Linked DNA regions of Homo sapiens: region 1 is linked to region 2. A link is an interaction called in ENCODE POLR2A ChIA-PET data of the cell type or tissue named here. Cell type or tissue: OCI-LY7. All regions are shown on one strand. Each heading gives the region's core, and the rest is flanking DNA. Links, peaks and the distances in the headings are about the cores only.

Region 1 (9,057 bases), core at 613-8,612, 84 kb before region 2:
GTAGCTGGGATTACAGGCGTCTGCCACCACACCCGGCTAATTTTGTATTTTTAGTAGAGACGAGGCTTCTCCATGTTGGTCAGGCTGGTCTTGAACTCCTGGCCTCGGGTGATCCGCCCGCCTTGGCCTCCCAAAGTGCTGGGATTACAGACGTGAGCCACTGCGCCCAGCTAATTCCTACAGTCAATTTTAGAATATTTTCATCACCTGAGAGGAAACCCTGCACTCATTAGCAGCCACTGCCTGTTCTCCTTGCCCCTGACTCCAGGCAACCAGTGATCTCCTTTCTGTCTATTTGCCTATTCTAGATATCTAAAAACCTTCTAAATGTTTACGGAACCATATCATTATTAGATGGAACCATCAATGAAGTACTTGACCAGTAATTTCCATACATATTTTGGATGAAGGCAAGGGTATTGTTTCTCCTCTGCTCTCAGGCACCACTCGCGGAACACTGCTAACACCGATATGTGGAGGTTGTTTCCCCACTACTCAGGAGGCTGAGGTGGGAGGATGGCTTAAGCCCAGGAGTTGGAGGTTGCAGTGAACCGAGATTATGCCACTGCACTCCATGCTGGGTGACAGAGAAAGACCCCATCTCAAAAAAAAAAAGTAGTAGGTTGTCACCTGCATTTCTCAGCAGCTGGCAGTGAATTGAAGGTTCACAGGACTCCCTCCTTGAGTTTGGTTAACTTGCTAGAGCGGGTCAGAAAACACAGAAATGCTACTTACATTTGCTAGTTTATTAATAAAGGATATCATAAAGGATACAGAAGAACAGCCAGATGGAGAGATTCAAGGAACGTGGGAGGGGGCACGGAGCTTTCATGCCCTCTCCAGGCACGCTACCCTCCAGGAACCTCCAAACGGTTCAGCTGTCTGGAAGCTCTCTGAACCTTGTCATTTTGGAGTTTTATGGAAGCTTTTTTATGCAGTCATGATTGATTACATCACCAGCCCTTGGTGATCAGCTTAACCTTCAGCTTCGGTCTCCTCCCTGGAGGGATGGGTGTCCCACCCCGCTAATCCTGCCTTGGTCTTTCTGGTGACCAGCCCCTTTTCTGAAGCCATCTAAGGGCCCCCAGCCGCCACTCATCTCATTAGCAAACAAAAGATACCACGGCTCAAAAAAAAAAAAAGACAAAGTATGTTTGTGTGTGTGTGTGTGTGTGTGTGTGTGTGTGTGTGTGTGTGTGTGTATTGTTGGGGCTCAGAAAATGATACCTGGAAATATGGTGCTTTGATATGCTGAACTCTCCACCCTCACACTTTGTCTCTCCCAAAGCACAGGATGAGGCTCTTCTCTGCCGTTCCCTTATCTACCTAGAAACTGGACCTACCAGAGAGGAACACAGTTGTCTTTGATCCCTTTCCTGAAATGTCATTAACCAGGGAACATTAAAACTCATCTTACAGAGGAGACTGAAGACCAAACAACATACCTAGAGCCTGGACAAACTGTCCCAACCGTTGTTTGTTCACTGTCCCATACAATTTCCAAAGAGAATCATTCACAAGATGATATCTGCTTCCCAGATCCATTCATTCCCCACTAAGAATTATTTCCTCCCACATCCCTATCTCCCCTTCCCCTGTGAAGAAGAGTATAGAAGCGTCTGTACCTCGCTGGCATTATTGGGTAATCATTCTGCAGTTCCCCTGTGCAATGCATGTTAAATAAGTGGATGCCTTTGCTCCCATTAATCTGCCTTTTGTCGGTTCACTTTCAGCAGACCTTTAGAGAGTGAAAGGGGAAGCTTTTCCTCTTGGCCGCTACAATACATATGTAGGTGCATATATGTTTAATCACTTATGGATGAGTCTAGTTTCTAAAAGTACTTTTTTCATCACTGTGTTTCTTTTCTGATCAGTAAAAAAGATTTTTTTTTTTTTTTTGAGACCGAGTCTCACTCTGTCGCCTAGGCTGGAGTGCAGTAGCACAATCTCGGCTCACTGCAGCCTCTGCCTCCTGGGTTCAAGCGATTCTCCTGCCTCAGCCACCCTAGTAGCTGGGATTACAAGTGTGTGCCACCACACCCACCTAATTTGTGTATTTTTGGTAGAGACGGGGTTTCGCCATGTTGGCCGGGCTGGTCTCAAACTCTTGGCCTCAAGTGATCCACCTATCTCGGCCTCCCAAACTGCTGGAATTACAGACGTGAGCCATCACGCCCAGCCGATCATTTTTTAAAATATAAAAAAGCACACCATTTGTGCTATGAGAATTTCAGACAACACCCAGAAACAAATATCTCCTTAAGCACTACCTCACGGATGTTTTCCCATTATGAATGCTGACGTACAAATAATCCTAATTTTGTTTAATCAAAAAGGGATATTATACTTTTAATTCTCCATCCTGCTTTATTTTTATTTTTTAATTGCATCTTGCTCTTTTGCTGAATAATTTTTGGAGATTTTCCATATCTTTCTATATAGACTTAACTATAATCATTTTATTGGTGTATAGTTTACTATATTTGGATGTATAATTGATTTACTCAGTCACTTGTTGGTACTCCAGGACTCATAAAAAAAGAATTTGGACTAACTCTAGGTAGTCATATAGATAGAATAAATTGTCACTCATCACATGTGTTTGGCTGACTTGAAACTATTGTCTGGGAGTGTGGCTGCCACCCAGCCAATGTCCAGCTGATGTGGGTAGGAACAGGTTGTGGGAAGGAGAGCTGATGGCCGACCATTATTTTTCTTTGTTGCCAAACTGCTGCGTCTTTTTTTTTTTTTTTTTTGAGAGTGTCTCACTTTGTTGCCCAGGCTGGAGTGCAGTGGCATGATCTTGGCTGGCTCACTGCAACCTCCGCCTCCTAGGTTCAAGCAGCTCTCCTGCCCTAGCCTCCCGAGTAGCTGGGATTACAGGCGTGCTCCACCACTCCCAGCTAACTTGTATTTTTAGTAGAGATGGGGTTTCACCATCTTGCCTAGGCTGGTCTCGAACTTCTGGCCTCAAGTGATCCTCCTGCCTCAGCCTCCCAAAGTGCTGGGATTACAGGTGTGAGCCACTGCACCCAGCCCAGACTGCTGCTTCTCTAACAAGACAACTAAAATGATTTCCTTTGAATTGTTTCTCTAAATGTCTGTGGCATACCTGCAAGTTGCTTGCAGGATTTCTGTGTTTTGTGATGCATGTTGTAAAGGATGCTGCTTCAGATGTAGAAGTTTTAGGAGCCGAGAGCCAAGCTGAATCTGTGCCTCTTCCTAACATAAAGTGGAAGTTGGCCAGGCGCAGTGGCTCATGCCTGTAATCCCAGCACTTTGGGAGGCTGAGGAGGGCGGATCACGAGGTCAGGAGATCGAGACCATCCTGGCTAACACGGTGAAATCCCGTCTCTACTAAAAATACAAAAAAATTAGCCGGGCGTGTTGGCAGGCGCCTGTAGTCCCAGCTACTCAGGAGGCTGAGGCAGGAGAATGGTGTGAACCCGGGAGGCGGAGCTTGCAGTGAGCTGAGATTGCGCCACTGCACTCCAGCCTGGGCGACAGAGCGAGACTCCGTCTCAAAAAAAAAAAAAAAAAAGTGGAAGTTGCTTTTAAAAATACTTTCCATGTTAGTTTGTCTTGTGACTAACCTCATTTCCATAGACACTAACTACAAAAGATAATTATAACTAATTGACATTCTAAATTAATTTGGTTCTGGCTAACTGAAACTTTTGTTCATATCTAATGGAGTAAGTTTCATAAGGCTGATGATAGCTGAAGGTCTTTAAATATTTTGCCAAAACAGGAAGTTTAAAAATAGGTAATTTAAAACTTCTCCTAAAGCATGAAGTATGAACCTAAAGCAACACCACTCAAATTTTAATGTGCATCTGAGTCATCTGGGGCTGCAGGGCTGCAGGAGTCTAAGATTCTGCATTTTGTTTTTGTGTTTGTTTTTGAAACGGAGTCTCGCTGTGTCACCCAGGCTGGAGTGCAGTGGTGCGATCTCGGCTCACCACAACCTCCACCTCCCAGGTTCCAGTGATTCTCCTGCCTCAGCCTCCAAAGTAGCTGGGACTACAGGTGCGCGCCACCATGCCTGGCTAATTTTGTATTTTTAGTAGAGACAGGGTTTCACCATGTTGGCTAGACTGGTCTTGAACTCCTGACCTCAGGTGATCCACCTGCCTTGACCTCCCAAAGTGCTGGGATTATAGGCATGAGCCACCGCACCCAGCCAGATTCTGCATTTTGAACCAGCTCCTCCTGGGTGCTGCAGGTACCACTGCTCTGCCCATCCACACGTTGAGTAGCAGGAACCCAGAGGTTTGTCCCTTTGCAGGTCTTCTCACCTGACATGACCTTTTGACTCAACTTTGCCTCTTTTCAGAGTTTGGATTATGATCGCTGTATCAATGACCCTTACCTGGAAGTTTTGGAGACCATGGATAATAAGGTGGGTCTTACAATTCTTCATCTCTGGGGATCAAATCAGTCTTAACATGGCATTTTTTTTCTCTTCTAAAGGCCCCAGTAAACATCTTTACACCTTGTTTTTTGAACCTTTTCATGCGATACAGGCAGACCTCACTTTATGCGCTTTGCTTTATTTCACCTCGCAGGTACTGCAGGTTTTACAAACTGGAGGTTGGTGGCAACCCTGTGTTGAGCAAGGTGCCATTTTTCCAATAGCATGCATTTTGTTTGCATTTTTTAGCCATAAAGTATTTTTTAATTAAGGTAGGTACATTTTTGTAGGCATAATGCTATTACACACTTTATAGACCTCAGTATAGTGTAAACATCACTTTTATATGCACTGGGTAACCAAAACACTCGTGTGACTCACTTTATTGTGATATTTGCTTTATTGTGGTGGTCTAGAACCAAACCCATGCTATCTGCAAGGTAGGCCTATGTTGGCATTTATTCCCTAGGCCTTTATCCTGCCAACCAGAGTTCCCCCTGTCAGTGCACCTTGCCCAGCCTCTTAAGAGTCCATCATTTTTGCACTGTAAAGCACCTGAAATCCCAACATCATCTTTACTGTGCCTGCTCTCCACGTGGAATTTAGCTTAAAACTGGTTGGCCAAGATGTATTTCTTCCCCTCTGCCACCATAACCCTGTAAACTGAATCATTCTTTTCCTGTGTGAACAGAAAGGTCGAAGATATGAGGCGGTGAAGTGGATGGTGGTGTTTGCCATTGGAGTCTGCACTGGCCTGGTGAGGAGGCAGGGCCTGGAGGGATGGTGGGCCATAGGGCTGGAGGGGCTTACAGGGAAAGCCCTGGCCTGGTGAATAACATTGTCATTTGTCATTATAACATTTATAACATTATAATGCAATAACACTTGTCATTATAATCAAGAGTGCCTTTTCTTTTTTCCCTTTTTTTTTTTTAAATGAATAATCCTGGCACAGTTTTTCACACTTCCCCTGCTTTTGCTTTGTGAAATGAAAGCGAGACACATGACAATGGTGCTCTTGAAGCGCTCAAAGGTTTGGGCAGGACTTTATCTTTTATGATATGATTATGGATCATAATCTCTAATCTACCTAGTAAACTAGATGTCTCCCTAATGGGTAGATAATGCATTGGGTAGAGTAAATAATGGAAGTTAAAGTTACTTTTTTTTTTCTTTTAATTTAAATAGAGACAGGGTCTCGCTTTGTCACCCTGGCTGGAGCACAGTGGCGTAATCACAGTTCACTGCAGCCTCGACCTTCTGGGCTTGGGTGATCCTCCTACCTCAGCCTCCCGAGTGGTTAGGACTCTAGGCAGGCATGAGATCGCTCTTTAGGGAAAAAGCGAAGTCGTGGGTACGGAACTGTGAACATCGTGCCCTTCATTTAGCACAGCGTGCCAGTGAACAGGGTGGCACACCATAGCTATTGATCTCATGCAGGGAGTTTATGGTGCTATCCTGGGCTCCTCCCCGTACGTCGTTAATGTTATCTAGAAGATAGAGCCAGCAGCTGTGAGTGAAGGGATATGCCCGTATGAACAGAGTTGGTGGAGGCAGCAACTTCACAGGTGAATCAAAGACAAGGCAAGATTGGAAACATGGCCAAAGATGAGGATAGCAAAAAGTCTGGAACCAAAACTGCCGACTTCACATTGTTAAATATGAGGAAGAGAAGCTGGAAAAATCAGCATCAGTCAAAAAGATCCATGTCAAATCTGATTCCGGTCAGTACAGTGTTGGGATAGGGTATCTGTCCTCAGTAACAGCCTGTTGACCACCTTTATCTTGAACTGGCCACAAGCCTCCTACTTAATTTGACATGATATGCCTAGAAAATGTACACATGTGTTCGGTATAATATAGCCACAGGGGCCAACCACAATTTTTATTTTCATGGCATGCATCAAATTTTTACTATAGTAAATCCACAAGTAAAGGAACATCTTACTAGGTAAGACTGATGGCATTCAGAAGCCCTCTTCAGTGATATTCTGATGGATACCATTTTGGGGAAACTTGGGTTGATTTATTGTTTTATTTAAATCTCAGGGTGTTGGGCCAGGGACGGTGGCTCACACCTGTAATCCCAGCATTTTGAGAGGCCGAGACAGGAGGACTGCTTGAGCCCAGGAGTTTGAGACCAGCCTGGGCAACGTAGGGAGACCCTGTCTCCTTAAAAATAAAAAAAAAATTAAAAAAAAGAAATCTCAGGGTATTTATTTTGCTATATATGTTTCTGGTTGCAGATTTCTCTATAATAAGCATAGTCCTTAGGCCTCTAGTTGTTAGTGTTTGTGCTACTTTTATATCAAACTCTTTGGAGCTGCCACTTGTCAGTACTACAGGTTGAGTGTTCCTTATCAGAAAATCCAAAATGCTCCAAAATCCAAAACTTTTTGAATGCTGACACGATTCTCAGGAAATACTCATTGGCGCATTCAGATTTTGGATTTCAAATTTTTGGATTTGGGATGTTTAATCAGTATAATGTAGATATTCGAAAAAAAAATCTGAAATCCAAAACACTTCTGGTCCCAAGCATTTCAGATAAGTGTTACTCAAGCTGAAGCAACTTTACCTCCTACCTTTGTATTTTAGGAAGGCACACCTGCCTTTATGACATAGCACTCCCAACTCTTGTCCATTGATGTGTGGCCACTTTATGGCTTCAGTATCAAAAAGCCTCCAGGCATTGGCTTGAGGGAAGGCCAGAGTTAAAGGCAAGAAGCTTTGATCCTGAATCCATAAAATTAGAAGTCTTTCTAGTTCTCCTTTAAGCCCTGAGCACTTTGGAGAGTGGAATACTGGAATTTGGTTGTTTTCTCTACCCAGAGTAACTATGGACTATAAGATGGTTATAAGTCAAGCCTGGCACAGTGGGGTGTGCCTGTAATCCCAGCTACCTGGGAGGCTGAGGCAGGAGGATCTCTTAAACCCTGGAGTTCAAGGCCAGCCTAGGCAATATAGCAAGACCCCATCTCAAAAAAAGATGATTTCAAGTCAAAATAATGACTTACAAAATAGAACCTGCTAATAAGGAACATGCAAAAAGCACATACACCTAAATGAATGTTGTGTTTTAAAGCAAGCTTGTCCAACCCATGGCCCAACACAGATTCATATACCTTTTAAAAACATTTATGAGATTTTTCTGAGTTTTTCTTTTCTTAGCTCATCAGCTGTCATTAGTGTATTTTATGTGTGGCCAAAGACAATTCTTCTTCCAGTGTGGTCCAGGGAAGCCAAAAGAGTAGACACCCCTGTGTCAGTAGTCTTTCTTGGTCTCACATCTTTTTCTGCACCTGCTTCCCTCTTTGTTTTCCGTTGCTTCACTCAACTTAGCTGTACTCTCTGCCTTTGTTCTTTGGAGGGGCAGTGGGACTGGGCTGGAGAAGGGATCTCCTCCTTCTGCGCTTTTCTGCTGTGCATTCACGTACTGCTGGCTGGTGAGCAGCCTCCGTATGTGCAGTGGGGGAGGAGATGCCTTCAAGAGGAGCACACCTGTACTATACTTGTGCTACACTTGGAAATAAGGCTGTGTGACAGATCTCTTGCTCTTCACAGGTGGGTCTCTTTGTGGACTTTTTTGTGCGACTCTTCACCCAACTCAAGTTCGGAGTGGTACAGACATGTATCCTTTTCACGGTTCCTGGTGTTCGTGGACTTCAGTGGTCACCAAGATTCTTTCTTACATAGAAATGGGTCTAACAGTAAGCATAGTATTAGAAGGGCCGCTTATTAGCTATTCAGCTTTAATATTTCTAATGATCACTGAAGGACACAAAAGAAGGACTTTAATAAGCAAAGACATATACCTATGTTTGTGGTTGATAAGATTACAGATGCCGCAAAGATGCCTGTACTCCCTAATCTGTAAATTTAATGTAGTTCCAATCAAAATTCCAATAGAATTTGTTGTGGAACTCAGAAATTCTTTGTAAATTTGTGTAGAAGAGTAAAGGGCCAAAAGCAGTCAGTATAGTTCTAAATGACAAGAAGGTGGACTTGACCCTGTCAGATATCAAGTCTTATAAAATTAACAAGTTTGGGGAGTTAGGGAAAAAAAAGTCATAAAATTTAAGATACAGTCATTGAAATTGGTCATATTGGTGCAGGAATACCTAGACAGTGGAAAATGATAGAGAAGCAGAAGCTGGTCCTCACATACATGGAACTTTGGTGAATGACAGTTAATATTACAAATCAGTGAGGGAGTGATGAATGATTTAATAAAAGACGCTGTGTTATTTAATAAATAAAAGATACACATCTCTGTAGTCCCAGCTACTTAGGAGGTGAGCCCAGGAGTTTGAGGCTGTAATGCACCATGACTGTGCCTGGGCAGCATAGCAAGACCCTGTCTTAAAAAAAATGATGCTGGGACATGGGTGATCCATATGGAAAAATAGTTATATTCCTATTTCATACTATAAATAAGATAAATTCCAGATGAAGATGTAAATATGCAGAACAAAACTTCGGGAGACTATATGTTGTCAAGAGTGGGGAATAATTTCTTAAAACTCCAGAAGGCACAGACTATAAGAAAAAACATCAATGGGGCCGGACACAGTGGCTCACGCCTGTAATCCCAGCATTTTGGGAGGCAGAGGCAGGCGGATCACAAGGTCAGGAGATTGAGA
Region 2 (9,057 bases), core at 632-8,631:
ACCCCAGGAACCTGGCAGGGGCAGGCAGTTCATCTCTGGGGAGGAAAAGAGGCAATCCAGGGCTGTCCCCACAGCTCACATAGATCAAGTGTGTGCTATGTGTCAAATCCTCTGCCCAGCACACTGAAGGCATGGTCTCATTGACCCTGGCCGTGACCTATGAGGGAGGAAGGGAGGGAAGTTTATACCCAGAGTGAGGCATCAGTGTCCCCCAGTCCTCTGTCTGCATAGAAGTCCCCAGGACCCAGTCCTGCTGACACCTTCTCCTGTGTAGGCCACGAAGGGAGAAGCATCAGGGACGGATGAAGCAAGCCACTTCCAGAGCCAGACTGCCTTATCTGGTGATCACTGATCAGCAGTGTGATCTCGAGCAAGTTACTCACCTTCTCTGAGCCTCAGTTTCCCCCGGGCACAGGCAGAATAACAGCATGTGTTAATTCTGATTGGTGGCTGGGACATATGCTTATTACACTAAAAAATATATATATAATATATATAATTGAAAATTAAAAATATAAAATTAAAAATTTATATAAAATTAAAAATTTCAGGCCCTGTGCAGTGGCTCATGCCTGTAATCCTAGCACTTTGGGAGGCTGAGGCCAGAGGCTTGCTTGAGGACAGGAGGTGGAGAGCAGCCTGGGCAACACAGCAAAACCCAAGACGTAATCTCTAAAAAAAAATTTTAAGCCGGGCACGGTGGCTCATGCCTGTAATTTCAGAACTTTGGGAGGCCGAGGCGGGCAGATCATGAGGTCAGGAGTTCAAGACCAGCCTGACCAACATGGTAAAACCCCATCTCTACTAAAAATACAAAAATTAGCCGGGCGTAGTGGTGCGTGCCTGTAATCCCAGCTACTCAGGAGGCTGAGGCAAGAGAATCACTTGAACCCGGGAGGCAGAGGTTGCAGTGAGCTGAAATCGTGCCACTGAACTCCAGCCTGGCAACAGAGTGAGACTCCATCTCGAAACAAACAAACAAACAAAAAGAAATAAAAGAAAAAAAGAGAAAGAAAAAGAGCATCCGGGCACAGTGGCTCACGCCTGTAATTCCAGCACTTTGGAAGACGGAGACAGGAGGATCACCTGAGGTCAGGGGTTCGAAACCAGCCTGACCAACATCTCTACTAAAAATATAAAATTAGCCAGGTATGGTGGTGCATGCCTGTAATCCAGCTACTTGGAAGGGTGAGGCAGAGGAATTGCTTGAACCTGGGAGGCAGAGGTTGCAGTGAGCCGAGATCCCGCCACTGCACTCCAGCCTGGGCGACAGAGCAAGACTCCGTCTCAAAAAAAAAAAAAAAAAAAAAAAAAAAAAAAAAAAGAAATTTACAAACCCTCCAGCTTTTTAAGGGTTTCATTTTATTAATTAAAAACAAGATCAGACACATCTGCAGTCTGGATTCAACCAGCAGGCTGCCAATCTGTCACCACTGGCATAACTGACCAAGTGACAGTAGCAATGCCGGGCGTGGTGGCACATGCCTGCGGTCCCAGCTACTCAGGAGGCTGAGGAGGGAGGATCGCTTGAGCCCAGGAGTTCGAGAGTTTGAGGCCAACCTGGGCAACATAGTGCAACCCTATCTCAAGAAAAAAAAGCAAGGTGCTAGGCCAGGTACGGTGGCTAACACCTGTAATCCCAGCACTTCGGGAGGCTGAGGCGGGTAGATCATGAGGTCAGGAGATCGAGACCATCCTGGCTAACACAGTGAAACCCCATCTCTACTAAAAATACACAAAATTAGCTGGGTGTCGTGGCGGGAGCTTGTAGTCCCAGCTACTTGGAAGGCTGAGGCAGGAGAATGGCATGAACCCGGAGGTGGAGCTTGCAGTGAGCCAAGATCGTGCCACTGCATTCCAGCCTGGGTGACAGAGCAAGACTCCATCTCAAAAAAAAAAAAAAAAAAAAAAAAAAAAAAAAAAAAGCCAGGTGCTGAGAAATGCTTCATGATCATCTAATGCTTTGCTAGCCCTATAAGGTAGATGAAGGGCTGTTGTTTGAGATATTTAATGTCAAACAAATAAAATTAAAAAATGACAAATGGAATCTAATCAGGGTTGCCGATCTGACATCTAGTTTAAAGGAAGTTCAGAGGGCATAGGAAGAAATTAAATTTGCAGGAAGAAATTCTGCAAATCAGATCAAATTCAGGATGAGGGATATTCCATAGGATAGGTAACTGATCCAGTCCTTCAAAAGTCTTCAGTGCCCCCCCTCCCCCCGACACACACACACACAAGGTGATGGGGAATAAGAGTCGTTCAGATTAAAGAAGGCTGAAATGATATAATTACCAAATGCACTGTGAGGATCGTTTTAGGACGCTGATTTGAATTAATCAATTCTAACAGGTCGTTTCATAAACAAGTAGGGAAATTTGAATATAGACTGATGTCTAACTTTATCAGAAATAACAGAGACAAGAAGATAATTGAATATATCCACTTACTTTAAACTGCCAAAAGAATAAAAACCCTGTGAATGCAGAATTCCATATCCAGCTAAAATTTCCTTTAAATATAGGTAAAATAGATGATTTTAGACCAAAAACAGCAAGAGCTTTTCTTTCAATCACAAGCAGTTGCAGATTTCTTTGTTCCCTCTCCATTCCCTGCTTTCCTTCACTAGCCTTAAAAAAAAAAAAAAAATTGTCTCAAGGCCGGGCGCGGTGGCTCATGCCTGTAATCCCAGCACTTTGGGAGGCCGAGGCGGGTGGATCACGAGGTCAGGAGATCGAGACCATCCTGGCTAACACGGTGAAACCCCGTCTCTACTAAAAATACAAAAAAATTAGCCGGGCGTGGTGGTGGGCGCCAGTAGTCCCAGCTACTCGGGAGGCTGAGGCAGGAGAATGGCGTGAACCCGGGAAGCAGAGGTTACAGTGAGCTGAGATCGCGCCACGGCACTCCAGCCTGGGCGACAGAGCGAGGCTCCGTCTCAAAAAAAAAAAAAAAGAAAGAAAAGAAAAGAAAAAAAAGGAAAGTAAATCTATTGCGGAGTCACATCGTGCACTCCCAAGCCAAGGTGAAATGATGTAAATTCCCGAGGCCTGTGTTTGGCCCGCTCTATCCACCTGGATGGCAGAGCACTAACCGGGCTAGTGGGTGGGAGATGGCCTGGGGACAGGGAGTGGGGACGCAGAGGCGGGATAGGAAGCCGCCTTCTCCGGGATGCCCAGACGCCTAAGCCTGGCAGAGGCAAAGCGCTAGACGGAGCACCGCAAAAGCCCCCATGGAGCGGTGGGAGGGCCGAGGCCCAGCCGGGCACAGTTCAGGCCAGAGACTTGAATTCTGCCGGCGATTTAGAAGTCGCCTGGGGTGGGTGGGGGGGGCTGTATCGAATTTCTGGAGCCGCTGGGCCATGGGAGGGCTGACTCGGGGATCTGGGTTGCCCTGGTCCATGTTCTGGCTCCCAGTGCCCTGGGGCGATGGAAGCTGGCGGGGTCAGGGCGTGGGGAGGGGCGGGGAGCGGCTGGTCGGGGCTGCGCTTGAGAAAGGGGGTGTCTCTGGAAGGGCCATGCGCTTGGGCGGGCAGGGACAACGTCCCGCACCTGTGCTGGCCCCGGCTTCTCCTTAGAGTGCCTCTGGCTGCCTCCCTGCTCTCACCTCGGGGTTTTCCTTTTTGCGCCATCCCCGGAGGGCAAGACTCTGTCCAAGCTGAGACAAACGTGGGGGGCGGTGGGGAGACTAGGTCTTCTCCTGCCCCTACCCCAGATCGCAGAGCCCATCTTGGCTGCCGGGACCCGAGGGCGCTCCAGGTTGGCTCCGCGGGTCGCATCACCTGCCAAGTGCTCGGGAGCCGCAGCACGGGCACCAGGGGGGTCCAGGATGGAGGGGCCACGGAGGTCTCCAAGGGAACTGCCCGGGCTGAGATTGGCCAGGGAGGGGGCCAGGAACTAGTGGAGCTACGGAGCCGCCAGTGGATCTGAGGACCCACCTGGATCCGAGGTCGGCCCCTGTCCCCGGTGCTGAAATGCGGGCGCCCGCGGGGTTCACGGCCAGGACTCAGCCCTGGAGTCCCTGAGACCGCTAGCCCCGTAGCAATCCCCTATGTAGGATTTGTTTCAAGGGCTCAGACCGGCACAGAGCCCCCCAGCTCTTCCTTGCCTCAGATTCTGTCCTTGGGTGATCAAATCCTGCTTTCTGTCTCCTAAAATTGTCTCTAGCGCTTTCTCTGGGACCACTCTAGTGCCTCTGAGCAGGCATCACAGGCTGGCCCATCGGATCATTATTTGTACTTTGGTCTTATGCTTTATCCCCTCCAAACCAACGGGCTCCCACTCTCAGCTGGGCTGCAGAATTTCCCATCCCCCTGCCTCTAACATTCCTAGGGGACTCTGTTCCTTTCCTCCCTCCTATCCCTTGCTTTCAAGTTAGTTAAAGCTAGACAATGAGGTCGGTGCAATGCGTCTGCATCTGGCAGGGGCAGCCACCTTCCTTGGAAATGGGGAGAGATGGTGCAAGAGAGAAGAGAGCCGGGAGAATAGGGGTGGGGCCCCAGGGCTGAGGCATGCCCTCCTGAGCTACTGCAAACTGCAGCCCCCAAGGGCCCAGGTGACATCATGTAATGGGCCTTAGCAAGACCCCCTTCCACTTCTGGGCCCTTATCTTCCCCTCTCAGCTCCTGACCCCTCCCCAGTCAGATGCCCTTGTTTGTAAGCTCTGCATCTCTCCCCTTCCCTCTCTCTCTTTCCCTCTCTTTTCAATATCATTGTTCTTTTATTCTTCTGATTATAAAAATTACTGTTGGCCAGGCCCTGTGGCTCACGCCTGTAATTCCAGCACTTTGGGAGGCTGAGGTGGGTGGATCACGGGGTCAGGAGATCAAGACCATCCTGGCTAACACGGTGAAACCCTGTCTCTACTAAAAATACAAAAAAATGAGCCGGGCATGGTGGCTGGTGCCTGTAATCCTAGCTACTCAGGAGACTGAGGCAGGAGAATCGCTTGAACCTGGGAGGTGGAGGTTGCAGTGAGCCGAGATAGTGCCACTGCACTCTAGCCTGGACAACAGAGCAAGACTCTGTCTCAAAAAAAAAAAAATTTCACCGGGCGTGGTGGCGAATGCCTGTAATCCCAGCTACTCAGGAGGCTGAGGCAGGAGAATCACTTGAACCCAGGAGGTGGAGGTTGAGCTGAGATTGTACTACTGTACTCCATCCTGAGCGACAGAATGAGACTCTGTCTCAAAAAAAAAAAAAAGTGTGTTTCTTTGCACACATTTTTGTACATTTCTGTTTCCTTAGGATGTATTCCCACATGTGAAATTATTGGCTTGACATATATTAACTGTTAAAATACTTTTGTTAGGCTGGGCGCGGTGGCTCACACCTGTAATCCTAGTACTTTGGGAGGCTGAGGTGGGTGGATCACTTGGGGCCAGGAGTTCAAGACCAGTCTGAGCAACATGGTGAAACCCTGTCTCTACTAAAAATACAAAAATTAGCCAGGCATGGTGGCACACACCTGCAGTCTCAGCTACTCAGGAGACGGAGGCACGAGAACTGCTTGAACCTTGGAGGCAGAAGCTGCAGTGAGCCAAGATCGCACCACTGCACTCCCACCTGGGCAACAGAGAGAAACTGTGTCTCAAAAAACACTTTTTTTAGGGCTCTTGATACATATCATCAAGTGACATTTTAGTAAGATTGGGCCAGTTCCTATTTCTACCTGTGGCATCTGCGTTCCTGTTTCACTGTAACATGGCTGCCTCTGAATTTTATATTTTAAAAGTATTTGCTAATGTAATAGATGGGACGTGACATACAGAGTTGCTTGTATTTGGAGTCCTCTGATTACTAGTAAGACCAAACAGGTTTTCACATATTTATTAGACATGTACATTTCTTCTGGAAAATTTTTCTCTCTACTATCAATGATTTTCTATTGCAGTTTAGTATTGATCCCATTAATTTTTCTTTTTTTTTTTTTCTTAGATACAGGGTTTCACCACATTGCCCAGGTTGGTCTTGAACTCCTGGGCTGAAGCCATCTGCCCTCTTCAGACTCCCAAAGGTCTGGGATTACAAGCGTGAGCCACCGCACCCAGCTTTATCTCATTAATTTGTAAGGCTTTTTGATATAGTACAATTGTTAACCCTTTGGTGTATTGCAAGTATGATTCTGGTGGGAGGCTCACCTTTTTGCTTGATTATTTTTGACACACAGAATTTCAAAATGTCAAATATATTTACGGTAACTTTTTAAAGGCTCGGCATGGTGGCTCACACCTGTAATCCCAGCACTTCAGGAGGCCGAGGCTAGCGGATGGCTTGAGCCCAGGGGTTCAAGACCAGCCTGGGCAACATGGAAAAACCCCGTCTCTGCAAAAAATACAAAAAATTAGCCAGTATGGTGGCATGAGTGCCTCTAGTCCCAGCTACTCAGGAGGCTGTGGTGGGAGAATCACCTGAGCCAGCGAAGTTGAGGCTCCAGTGAGCTATGATCACACCACTGCACTCCAGCCTGGGTGACAGAGCGAACTCCATCTCAAAAAAAAAAAAGAGGCTGGGCACAGTGACTCACGCCTATAGCTGTGCTGGAAGGCCGAGGCGGGAGGATCACCTGAGGTCAGGAATTCGACACCAGCCTGGCCAACATGGTGAAACCCCATCTCTACTAAAAACACAAAAATGAGCCGGGCGTGGTGGCTACTCAAGAGGCTGAGGCAGGAGAATCTCTTGAACTCAGGAGATGCAGGTTGCAGTGAGCCGAGATCACACCACTGCACTCCAACCTGGGTGACAGAGTGAGACTCTGCCAAAAAAAAAAAAAAAAAAAGAATGGCCAGGTGCAGTGCTTCACACCTGTAATCTCAGCACTTTGGGAGGCCGAGGTGGGTGGATCACGAGGTCAGGAGTTTGAGACCAGCCTGACCAACATGGTGAAACCCCGTCTCTACTAAAAATTCAAAAATTAGCCGGGCGTGGTGGCGGGTGCCTGTAATCCCAGCTACTTGGGAGGCTGAGGCAGGAGAATCACTTGAACCCGAGAGGTGGAGGTTGCAGTGAGCCGAGATCACACCACTGTACTCCAGCCTGGGTGACAGAGCGAGACTCCGTCTCAAAAAAAAAAAAAAAAAGAAAGAAAGAAAGAAAAAAGAAAAGAAAAGAAAAAGAAAAATGCTATAATCCTGCTAAAAACTCCCCTGTCTCTGTCTACTTTAGAACGCTGACCATTCCTTTGGAGTTGGTGTTTCCGAATTGTCCATCCTCACACTTTGTGCTTGAATAAACACTCTTTAAATTAGATTCTAACCCTTTTGATGATTTTAGGTTGACATTTTGGTGACCCACAGATGGGACCCAAGGCAAGCCTCCCACAATCCATGCTGCTTTGCCAACATTCTGAGCTTTGGTACCCGCAGGAACAGCTTTCACTCGTCTGACCTCATCAGAGCTAGCGGGGCTTCCTGGCATTTTCTCTTGGGTTTCAAATCTCCCTGGCTTTGGCTGAGATTCAGACTTTATTCAAGTACCCTGATTCCGCAATTCCATGCTCTATGGAGCTGGATTTGAAGCTCTACTTTTAAAAGTAGAAGTTTCAGGCCAGGCATGGTGGCTCATGCCTGTAAACCGAGCACTTTGGGAGGCTGAGGCGGGCAGATCACTTGCGGTCAGGAGTTTGAGACCAGCCTGGCCAACATGGTGAAACCCTGTCTCTACTAAAAATACAAAAATTCCCCAGGCATGATGGCACACATCTGTAATCCCAGCTACTCAGGAGGCTGAGGCAGGAGAATTGCTTGAACCCAGCGGGTTGAAGGTTGCAGTAAGCCAAGATCTTGCCAATGCACTACAGCCTGGGGAACAGAGCGAGACTCCGTCTCAAAAGAAAAAAAAAAAAGTGTGTGCCAGGCGTGGTGGCTCATGCCTGTAATCCCAGCACTCTGGGAGGCCCAGGCAGGTGGATCACCTGAGGTCAGGATCTCGAGACCAGTCTGGCCAACATGGTGAAACCCCGCCTCTACTAAAAATACAAAAATTAGCCACGTGTGGTGGCGGGCACCTATAATCCCAGCTACTCAGGAGGCTGAGGCAGGAGAAATGTTTGAATCCAGGAGGCGGAGGTTGCGGTGAGCCAAGATCACACCACTATACTCCTGCCTGGGTGACAGAGTAAGACCCTGTCTCAAAAAAAGAAAAAAAAAAAAGGAAGAAGAAATAAACTATATGTGTGTGGTTATTGTTACAAAACACACACACACACACACACACACACACAGAAAATTTAAACTAGAAACTATTGAAAATGTGTTGGGTGCAGTGGCTCACACCTGAAATCCCAGCACTTTGGGAGTTGGGAGGATCACTTAAGCCCAGGAGTTAGAGACCAGCCTGGGCAACATAGTGAGACCCCATCTCTATTACAAATAACAAAATGTAAACAAATTTTCTTTAAATAAAGAAACTATTGAAAATGGGGATGAGTGGAAACTGGGCGAAGGGGCTAGGGACAGGAGTGGGACTTCTCTGAATATATGTTTTTACATAGTTTTGATCTTTGAGTCTTGCATTTTTCATTTTCAAAAAGGAAAAATCTTAGCCGGGTGTGGTGCTGCATGCCTGTAGTCCCAGCTACTTAGGGGGCTGAGGTGGAAGGATTGCTTGAGCCTGGGAGGTTGAGGCTGCCGTGAGCTGAGATTGTGCCACTGCACTCCAGCCTTGGTGACGGAACAAGACTCTGTCTCAAAAAAAAGAAAAAGGAAAAATCAAATTATAAAGAAAAATGTATTATGACTTAAATGGGCCTTATCTCAGGAATGCAAATAATTAACATCCAAAAATCTAGCAATGGCCCAGGAGCAGTGGTTCACACCTGTAATCCCAGCACTTTGGAAGGCCAAGGTGGGTGGGTCACCTGAGGTCAGGAGTTTGCAACCAGCCTGGCCAACAGGACAAAACCCCATTTCTACTAAAAATAGAAAAACTAGCCAGGCATGGTGGTGCACACCTGTAATCCCAGCTACTCAGGAGGCTGAGGCACACGAAACGCTTGAACCTGGAGGCGGAGGTTACGGTGAGCTGAGATCGTGCCACTGCACTCCAGCCTGGGCAA

What was found. Peaks named below come from ENCODE experiments on the same cell type or tissue, not always from the same donor. Only the 100,000 strongest peaks of a DNase experiment are listed, where the experiment ranks them.
Region 1: POLR2A ChIA-PET joins it to region 2 with 5 read pairs; 33 of 35 experiments call an interaction of 5 or more read pairs at or near these places.

What each region holds. Positions count from the first base shown.
Region 1 is chr1:11,811,510-11,820,566 of GRCh38, forward strand. It overlaps CLCN6 (chloride voltage-gated channel 6), which reads left to right. Exons shown (of 23, transcript NM_001286.5): 3 at 4,337-4,402; 4 at 5,106-5,171; 5 at 7,979-8,045. Among named protein-coding and RNA genes, the nearest start is that of CLCN6, 9.8 kb to the left of the region's middle. In OCI-LY7, for the core only: no CTCF peak of the experiment used is centred there; a DNase peak (open chromatin) is centred at 3,722; H3K4me3 peaks cover 2,980 bases; H3K27ac peaks cover 4,672 bases.
Region 2 is chr1:11,895,089-11,904,145 of GRCh38, forward strand. No RefSeq gene overlaps it. Among named protein-coding and RNA genes, the nearest start is that of RNU5E-1, 8.5 kb to the right of the region's middle. RefSeq lists an enhancer at 3,750-4,301. In OCI-LY7, for the core only: no CTCF peak of the experiment used is centred there; a DNase peak (open chromatin) is centred at 5,573; H3K4me3 peaks cover 264 bases; H3K27ac peaks cover 580 bases.